Regions from separate parts of the Mus musculus genome. Here region 1 is linked to region 2. Evidence: chromatin contacts called from ENCODE Hi-C data. All regions are on one chromosome and are shown on one strand. Each heading gives the region's core, a stretch centred on a gene start or an enhancer-like site at or near the end of the contact. The rest is flanking DNA. Distances are from core to core; before and after follow the strand shown. Region 1 holds the start of Terf1 (telomeric repeat binding factor 1). Region 2 holds the start of Msc (musculin).

What was found. A loop is a pair of places that touch in the nucleus more often than their neighbours do.
Region 1: a map of T-helper 2 cell shows a loop between it and region 2 (7-fold over the local background). The contact joins the promoter of Terf1 here to the promoter of Msc in region 2. A Hi-C loop is called at or near these places in 4 of 37 maps with a recorded cell type or tissue (T-helper 1 cell, T-helper 17 cell, T-helper 2 cell and 1 more).

Annotation. Positions count from the first base shown.
Region 1 is chr1:15,803,970-15,807,592 of GRCm38, forward strand. Terf1 (telomeric repeat binding factor 1) reads left to right here and starts at 1,677. Exons shown (of 10, transcript NM_009352.3): 1 at 1,677-1,988. The coding sequence starts at 1,709.
Region 2 is chr1:14,754,477-14,757,985 of GRCm38, forward strand. It overlaps Msc (musculin), which reads right to left and starts at 1,490. Exons shown (of 2, transcript NM_010827.2): 1 at 754-1,490. The coding sequence starts at 1,272. It overlaps Gm9947 (a long non-coding RNA gene), which reads left to right and starts at 1,511. Exons shown (of 4, transcript XR_003947744.1): 1 at 1,511-1,761.

The DNA of each region.
Region 1 (3,623 bases), core at 427-2,926, 1.0 Mb after region 2:
AGAGAAAGAGAGTAAGAGGGAGAGAGGAGAGGAGACGAGACGAGAAAACAGAGAGGAGAGAGGAGAGAAGACAAAGAGAGGAGAGATGGTGAGAGTGAGGGGTAAGAGGGAGACAAGAGTAAGCAGTAAGAGCGTAACAGCCCTTTTTATGTTCTTTACTGTTGTTAGGTAACTGGGGAGGAGTTGAGCCTGAAGGTCAAAAGCTAGGGCCATTGCCTACGTGACTACTGAACATGCTTCTCTTGTGGGGGCTGTGTGTGTGTGTGTGGGGGGGGGGGCGGTAACTTAGGCAGGAGCCAGAGTTCCAGGAGCATGAGGGAACGCCTACTGTGTCATGAAGGTGCATTATGACCATCGGGGTTAAGACCTCAGCTCAACTGGAGACCAACCTGCAATTCCCCACAGGGTAGAACCCCCAAATAATATTTACTGCAACACCATCTCTAGAGCCTGGGGGTAATATGCCCTCATGGTCATGAAAGACCCACAATGTGAGGGCTCCCCCACGTTCTGACTCAGGAGAGGCGACACCCCAAAATCACCCACAAGAAACGGGTCTTGCTGCAAATTGCAAGAGGATTTTTTATTCAAGAGCGCTCTCGGGCCCATGGTCATACACCACGCAGGGGTAGAGGACCGTGGCGCCCCAGTAGCTGGGTAAGGGGGTATTTAAAGGAAGAAACCGAAACTCAAGGAAGTGGGGAGGGCGTTGTTGGAAGATACCAAAGATACCAGTTAAGAGTCACAAGGAAGTGTAAAGTTAATAGAGTCACAAGGAATACCTGGTAATTGTTAACTCTCAAGACAGCTTCTAAGAGCCCCTAACAATAGCACATTTGCATTGCAGGTTCTGGTAATGGCCAGGGTGACTTTCTTTGAATGAGCACTCTTTGAACCCAGGAAGCGGGTGGGTAGAGGAATGTCGCTATCTCTTTTATGATTAGCATACCTTTACAAAGGCCACATTCCCAAGCCTGGGCCTAAAGGCCTAGAATTCTGTTTTTACGTTGTTATACTTTCATTCAATGCAAACATTGTACAGTAATAGTGATCAAAATGTGGTCCTGGGACTAACAGTCTCAGCATTCATGGGGAACTGACTAGACTTGCGAATTCCAGGGTCAGCACCATCCTACCCGCTCACCCCAGGCAGAACTTTAGTGAAAAATCAGAGCCCAGCAATTTCAGCTTTAATAACCCCGGATTTCAATAAAATGAACACATAGGGTAGAAAGACAGTGTGATTACAGTGTAACAGGGTTAAATGCTCATGTTTATGGCGACAAGTTAAAATTTCTGGTGCTGCTGCTGCCATAACGCTCAAGTGCTCCAGGCTGGCCTAGACTTTGTAGTTGAAGATGGCCCTAATTCCTAATCTTCCTGTCTCCACCTCCTGAGTGCTGCTGGGATTATAGACGCGCAGTGCCATGCAGTCAAAATCTGCAGTCAAAAACCTCTCGGTTTTAACTACCCTGTTTCCAGCGCAGATTGCATTTTTTAAAATGTATCTTAGCCTATCATCCAGAAGCTACACTATCCAAAACGCCTGGGCTCGGATCGACAAGGAATTTAGCAGTTCTCAGCCAATCGGAAGCCAAGCTCCAGCCACTAGCCCACCCTAGCGATGCGATTGGCTGACTTCCACGCCCACCGCGAGCAAATCAGCGCACGGCGCCAGCTGAGGCACGGCGAGCGCTTTCGGTTTAACATGGCGGAGACGGTCTCCTCAGCGGCCCGGGACGCGCCGAGCCGTGAGGGCTGGACAGATTCGGATTCTCCAGAGCAGGAGGAGGTGGGAGACGACGCGGAGCTGCTCCAGTGCCAGCTTCAGCTGGGGACCCCGAGAGAGATGGAGAACGCGGAGCTTGTGGCTGAGGTGGAGGCCGTGGCTGCGGGCTGGATGCTCGACTTCCTCTGCCTGTCTCTGTGCCGAGCCTTCCGTGACGGCCGCTCCGAGGACTTTCGTCGTACTCGTGACAGCGCCGAGGGTGAGTGCGGGCTCCCGGGCCGGAGGCTGCGTCGCGGCCGAGACCTGCTTGCCCCGCACACACCGGGGCGGGATCCCAGGCGGGAGACGGCGCGAAACCGGCCGCTTCCTGTTTGCTGGAAGTCCTGGCTCCCGCCCCCACGCCTTCCGCGTCCCCTGGACAGAATGTTTGTTTGTTTGTTTTAAAGGGAGCCAGCCCAGTTGCTACCGCTGCTTCTGGAGCCAAACTCTAACAGATGAATATAGAAACATTTAAGAAGGGCCGGGATGCGGCTGCCAAGGGAGGTAGTACAGCTTGTCAATGCTTATCTTGCAAGCCAGGGAACCTGCGTTTGATCCCCAGAGCCTATGCCATACACATATACTTACAGCGCTGGGAAGACCGGTGACTAGGGCTCACTGACCCCTGGCCCAACCCAATTTGGCAAGCTTTAGGCCAGTGGAAGGCCAAAAACAAAGGCCTGGGGAGGAAGGATTTTTAAACTCCAGGGGATCAAATTTCCGTCTTTTGGCCTCAACGGGCACTGTATACACATGTTACACAGACAGACGTGCAGGTAAAATACCCATATTCATAAAATAAAAATAAATGAATCTTTTGTTTAAATGTTTAAAAAGTTTGACAGTGCCTGAAAACTCAGACCCAAGTTTGTCTTCTGGCCTGTGTGTTGGTGAGAGACATCCAGGAATATGGTTGGCTTACCAGTGTACATATTCACTGCCAAGTGTATCTTTGTGTTTGTTCAAACACGCCTTTAATCCCAGCACTTGGGAGGCAGAGGCAGGCGGATTTCTGAGTTCCAGGCCAGCCTGGTCTACAAAGTGAGTTCCAGGACAGCCAGGTCTATACAGAGAAACCCTGTCCCGAAAAGCCAACCAACCAAACAAAAAAGAAATAAATGTTATAAAGTTGATTATGAATTGAACAAGTTCAATGGAAACCTTTACATATGTATACTACTTCCTAAAATACAAAGAACTTCATGGTATAAATTGCAAAGTAGTGATTTGATACATTTTATAATTTAGATGTGAATCTTGGTAAAAACAATTTTGAGTATCTGTTTCACATTTGAGTTATGGTTTGTTAGAACAGTAATATTACAACTTTTTAAAGATTTTTAAAAAATTAATTCGAATCTACAGTTCTAAATTTATGATCAGTTTTTGTTGAGTATTATATTAGGGTTCTCTTGAGTAACAACTTTTTAAGAATCCAGTAATGTTCGGTCTATGATGCTTGATATCGCCAGTATATGCCAGAATCCCAAAGTCGACTCCACTGTCAGTGAAGGAATGGACTTGCTCCTGAGAGTGGGAGTAAGTGGGGAGAGGGAGAGCGTCCCTCTTCCATGTCCTCTATAAAGGCTTCCACCAGAAGGCGAGGCCCAGATTGGAGGTGAGTTGTTCCTCCTCAAAAGATCTGGATTAAACATTTGTCTCCCACTCCAAAGTCCCAATTAGAAGCAGAATTCCCACTTCAGGTGATCCAGGTAAGCAAAAAATAACTCTCAGATGTACCCAGCCATTTTTAGGTTTTAGTTAAATCTATATGTAGTCGAGAACTAAGAATAACCATTCCTGTTTATAAACTAATATTTAACACTGTATTGTGTCTACACAGTAGGTGTACTAG
Region 2 (3,509 bases), core at 240-2,739:
TTACTGATTATTTGAGAGCGACAGCGTACCTTCATGCTTTCCTCATGGGTTGCCCACATGATTTTTCTGTGAAAAGGGCGAGAGTTTAGAATTCTGTGATTTAATGTCCCCCTCCCTCACACACACACACACACACACACACACACACACACACACACACACGCTGCATTCCTTTTTAAATAGGTTTGGATGAGATCTTTCCCAAGCTCATGGAGCTGGCAGGTTAGACAGGGACTTTCCGGACAGTCGCGTCCAGGAAAACTATGTTGCATTAGTGTTTTCTTTTGTTTAAACCACTCAAACGTTTATTTAAAAAAGTTAGGTTCTCCCAATCTCCCCCTTCCCCCTTTAAAGAAAGCAGCACTGGCGATTCAACCCTGCTAGGTTGTTGTCTGGAAAAAGTTGGGCAACTGAGTTTTTGTTTGTTTGGTTGGTTGGTTTGTTTTGTTTTTCCAACTTGGCCTAAAAACTTAGAAATACTCCCAAGTGGGAAGCCACACTTTATCCCAGAAGTAGGGTGTTAACAGATAGCAGTCGCCAGGCAAAGGACCAGGACATTTTCAGATGGCTGGATGATTTTCTCCCAGCAAATGGCTGGCTCCTCTTGCCTTGATTCGGAGGTCACTGAACCAGATTCCTTACCACTGGTTCCAGAAACCTCCCCTCTTGGCTCTTCGTCTGGGGCCGAGCCAGCCCTGGGCCCGGGTAGCGCTCTGGGCTGCTGTCCCCCGGCCTCGAGCGCAGCATCCCTACCAGGTTCACAGGGTGCACATAGCTGTCCTCGTAGCGGTCCTCCTGCAGCAGCTGGCGCAGGTGCGCGATGTAGCTGGAAGCCAGGCGCAGCGTGTCCAGTTTGGAAAGCTTGGTGTCGGGCGGCACCCAGGGCAGGCTGGTCTTCAGTCTGGAGAAGGCTTTGCTCAGCACGCGCATCCGGGCGCGTTCGCGGGCGTTGGCCGCATTCCGCTGCGACTGCTTGCACTCTGCGGCCGAGCCCTTAGGCGGGAGCGGCTTCTTCCCCGCACCGCCTGCGCGGCCACCTGCGCCGCCAGCGTCAGCCCCACGGAGCCGCTTCCTCTTGCATCCTCCCGCGGCTCCCAGGGAGCCGGGCTCCTCTTCACCGTCCTCCTCTTCCGCAGAAGAAATGTCGCTGGGCGAGCCGTAACCGCGCTCCATGCGGAGCAGGGGCGGCCTCTTGGAGGCCGGGGCCGGGTAGACCCTCTGCAGCCCCCTCATCTCCGAGTCTTCGGGGTCACTCACCGAGCCGGTGGACATCGCCTATTCCCCGGCGCCCACGCGCGCGCGCCTTTCTCCTCCCCGGCCAGTCTCGCTTTCTCTGGCTTCTTCTCTCTGACAGAGGATGGGGTGTGGGAGAGCCCAGGGGAGGACCAGAGACCAGGGCTTGCCTCCGCACTGAGGCTCCCCTGTGAGCTGGGCGCCTGGAGTGGGCGCGATCTGCTGCTGACCCTGTAGCCCAGGGCTCTGCTGAACTTGACTCCGGATCCAAAAGTACAGCCGCGAGCTGAGCCTTTTGACAGGACTATTTATCTGTACTCTTAGGGAAAAGCCACCCCCCTCCCCCTCGGCAAAGTAGAGGGGGCTTGAAAGGGGGACAAGAGGTGGGGCAGGGGCGTGGAAGGGGTGGGGATCGTTTTTTCCCCCCTGAACCCTGCGGTTAGCGGGGCGGGGGCAAGGAATGTTTGCGCGCAAAGCAAAGACTTAGGCCTCTACGCCCACGACTGACCCTCAGAGTATCTGTGCGAGGTAAGTGAGATTTGGGAACAAAAAGAAAAGACCTTGTTCCTACTCATTCCATTTTCACCTGCAGCTGGTCTTAGTGGGAACTGAAGAATCTGAGCATGCCCAGTGCGGCTTGTCTCCCAGTGTGTTCCTGGGGACCTGTCATTCAAGTTCATTACTCAAGATGTGTGTTTGCTTATCCAAGGCTTCATAGAACGAGTACAGAGAAAGAGCAAAAACTAAGGAGCAGCTCCAATGACCCATCTCTTGACCCCCATCCCCCCTCCGCCCCCGCTTTTATAGTTCACATGGCAGCGCTTTTTTTCTACTTTGTCTTGTTTCATCTTCAAGCAATTTCTGAAACTTACATGTTATGATGTCCATCTTGCAAAATCACTGGGAGAGCAAATAAGTGGGATCAGGAATCTGTGTGTTTGTAGCATTTCAGTAGCCACAAGCCTCCTAACCTACACATCAAGAGATGTTATTTTCCACTGTTGTAAGATTTCCTCCGCGTGATTAAGGTTTGGACTCAGACCCAACGCTTTGAGAGCAAGTTCTTGGATGCAGAATAGTATGTCAGCACAGTTGCCTTGCCAAAATTAAAGAGAAAGGAAAGGGGAAAAGCAAAGCAAAGAAAGACCAATAACAACCAAAACCCAAAGGACTACCAAGCAGCCCCTAGAATTGTGCTGCATTTCAAGTCACAACAAAACACCTTGCCTTCCCCAACCCCAGAGCAGACAAAACAAGGTGGAAGGCAGGCCAAGTGTGCTCAAGCTGAGGGGCTTTGTTAACAAACAGACAGGTGTCAGCCGGGACTCCCGCTGTGCTCCAGACGGAGGAATTGGTGCCCTTAAAGGGTTGGGGTTTGACTGCCTTGGCTGAGCAGAAGGAAGCTGAGTTTCTTTTCTGTTCCACTCTGTTGTCTTCTTGTACTTCTCCTCTCACAGGTTCCAGATGAGAGTGGGTCAAGCAGATACGCGGATGCAGAAGCTGCCTAGCAAATTCTAGTCTTTACAGCAGAACAAATAGCTGAGCCCTGAGCCTGAAGTATCATAGCAGGTGGCTGGCAGGGGTTGATTCGGCCCTTCAGGCTTCCCTCCACCTTGTCTCAAGGCGATACCTCCCACTTAGGGGTATTGTGTACAACCACCCCTACTTGCTACCGTTCCTGAAGTTTTCTTGTACCTTTTGTCTTTGGTTGGGGGTAGGGTAAGAGAGGTTCTCATCGTGAGACAATTTGAGTAAAAAAGTCCTTTGCTCTCAGATTTTCTGGGTTGGGGAAACGCAGCTGTATTTGGCAGAGAGTTGGGTTTTGTTTTGTTTTTGTTTTGTTTTGTTTTTTTTGTTTTGTTTTGTTTTTGGATTGCTTAAACTTGACTGTAGGCAAGCCTGGCCAGGCAAAAGGGGGCGGGGTGGAGATGGGGGTGCAGGCAGAAAGATGGAAGGCAGAGGTGTTACATATAGATGACTTGAAGCTATCACTATAAATACATACTCTCACACATTAGGGGCAGGCATATAGGTTTTAAAAATCTGGGTTGTTTATACAGGTGCAGAACAAAGCTTTTCCTTAGGAAAGATTAATGGTGGGGGTATGCGGCATTTCTCTAAACAGTTCCCCAAACTGCCCAACCTCAGCGCTGAGGATTAAGGCTGCTTTCTCCTCCTTGTATCCTCCGGAGAACCCTCCTTCTCCTCTCCTCCCAGGCTTCCCTTCTGTCCTGTCCCTTCACTGCGACTGACTACCGACTGACTACCCAGCTCTT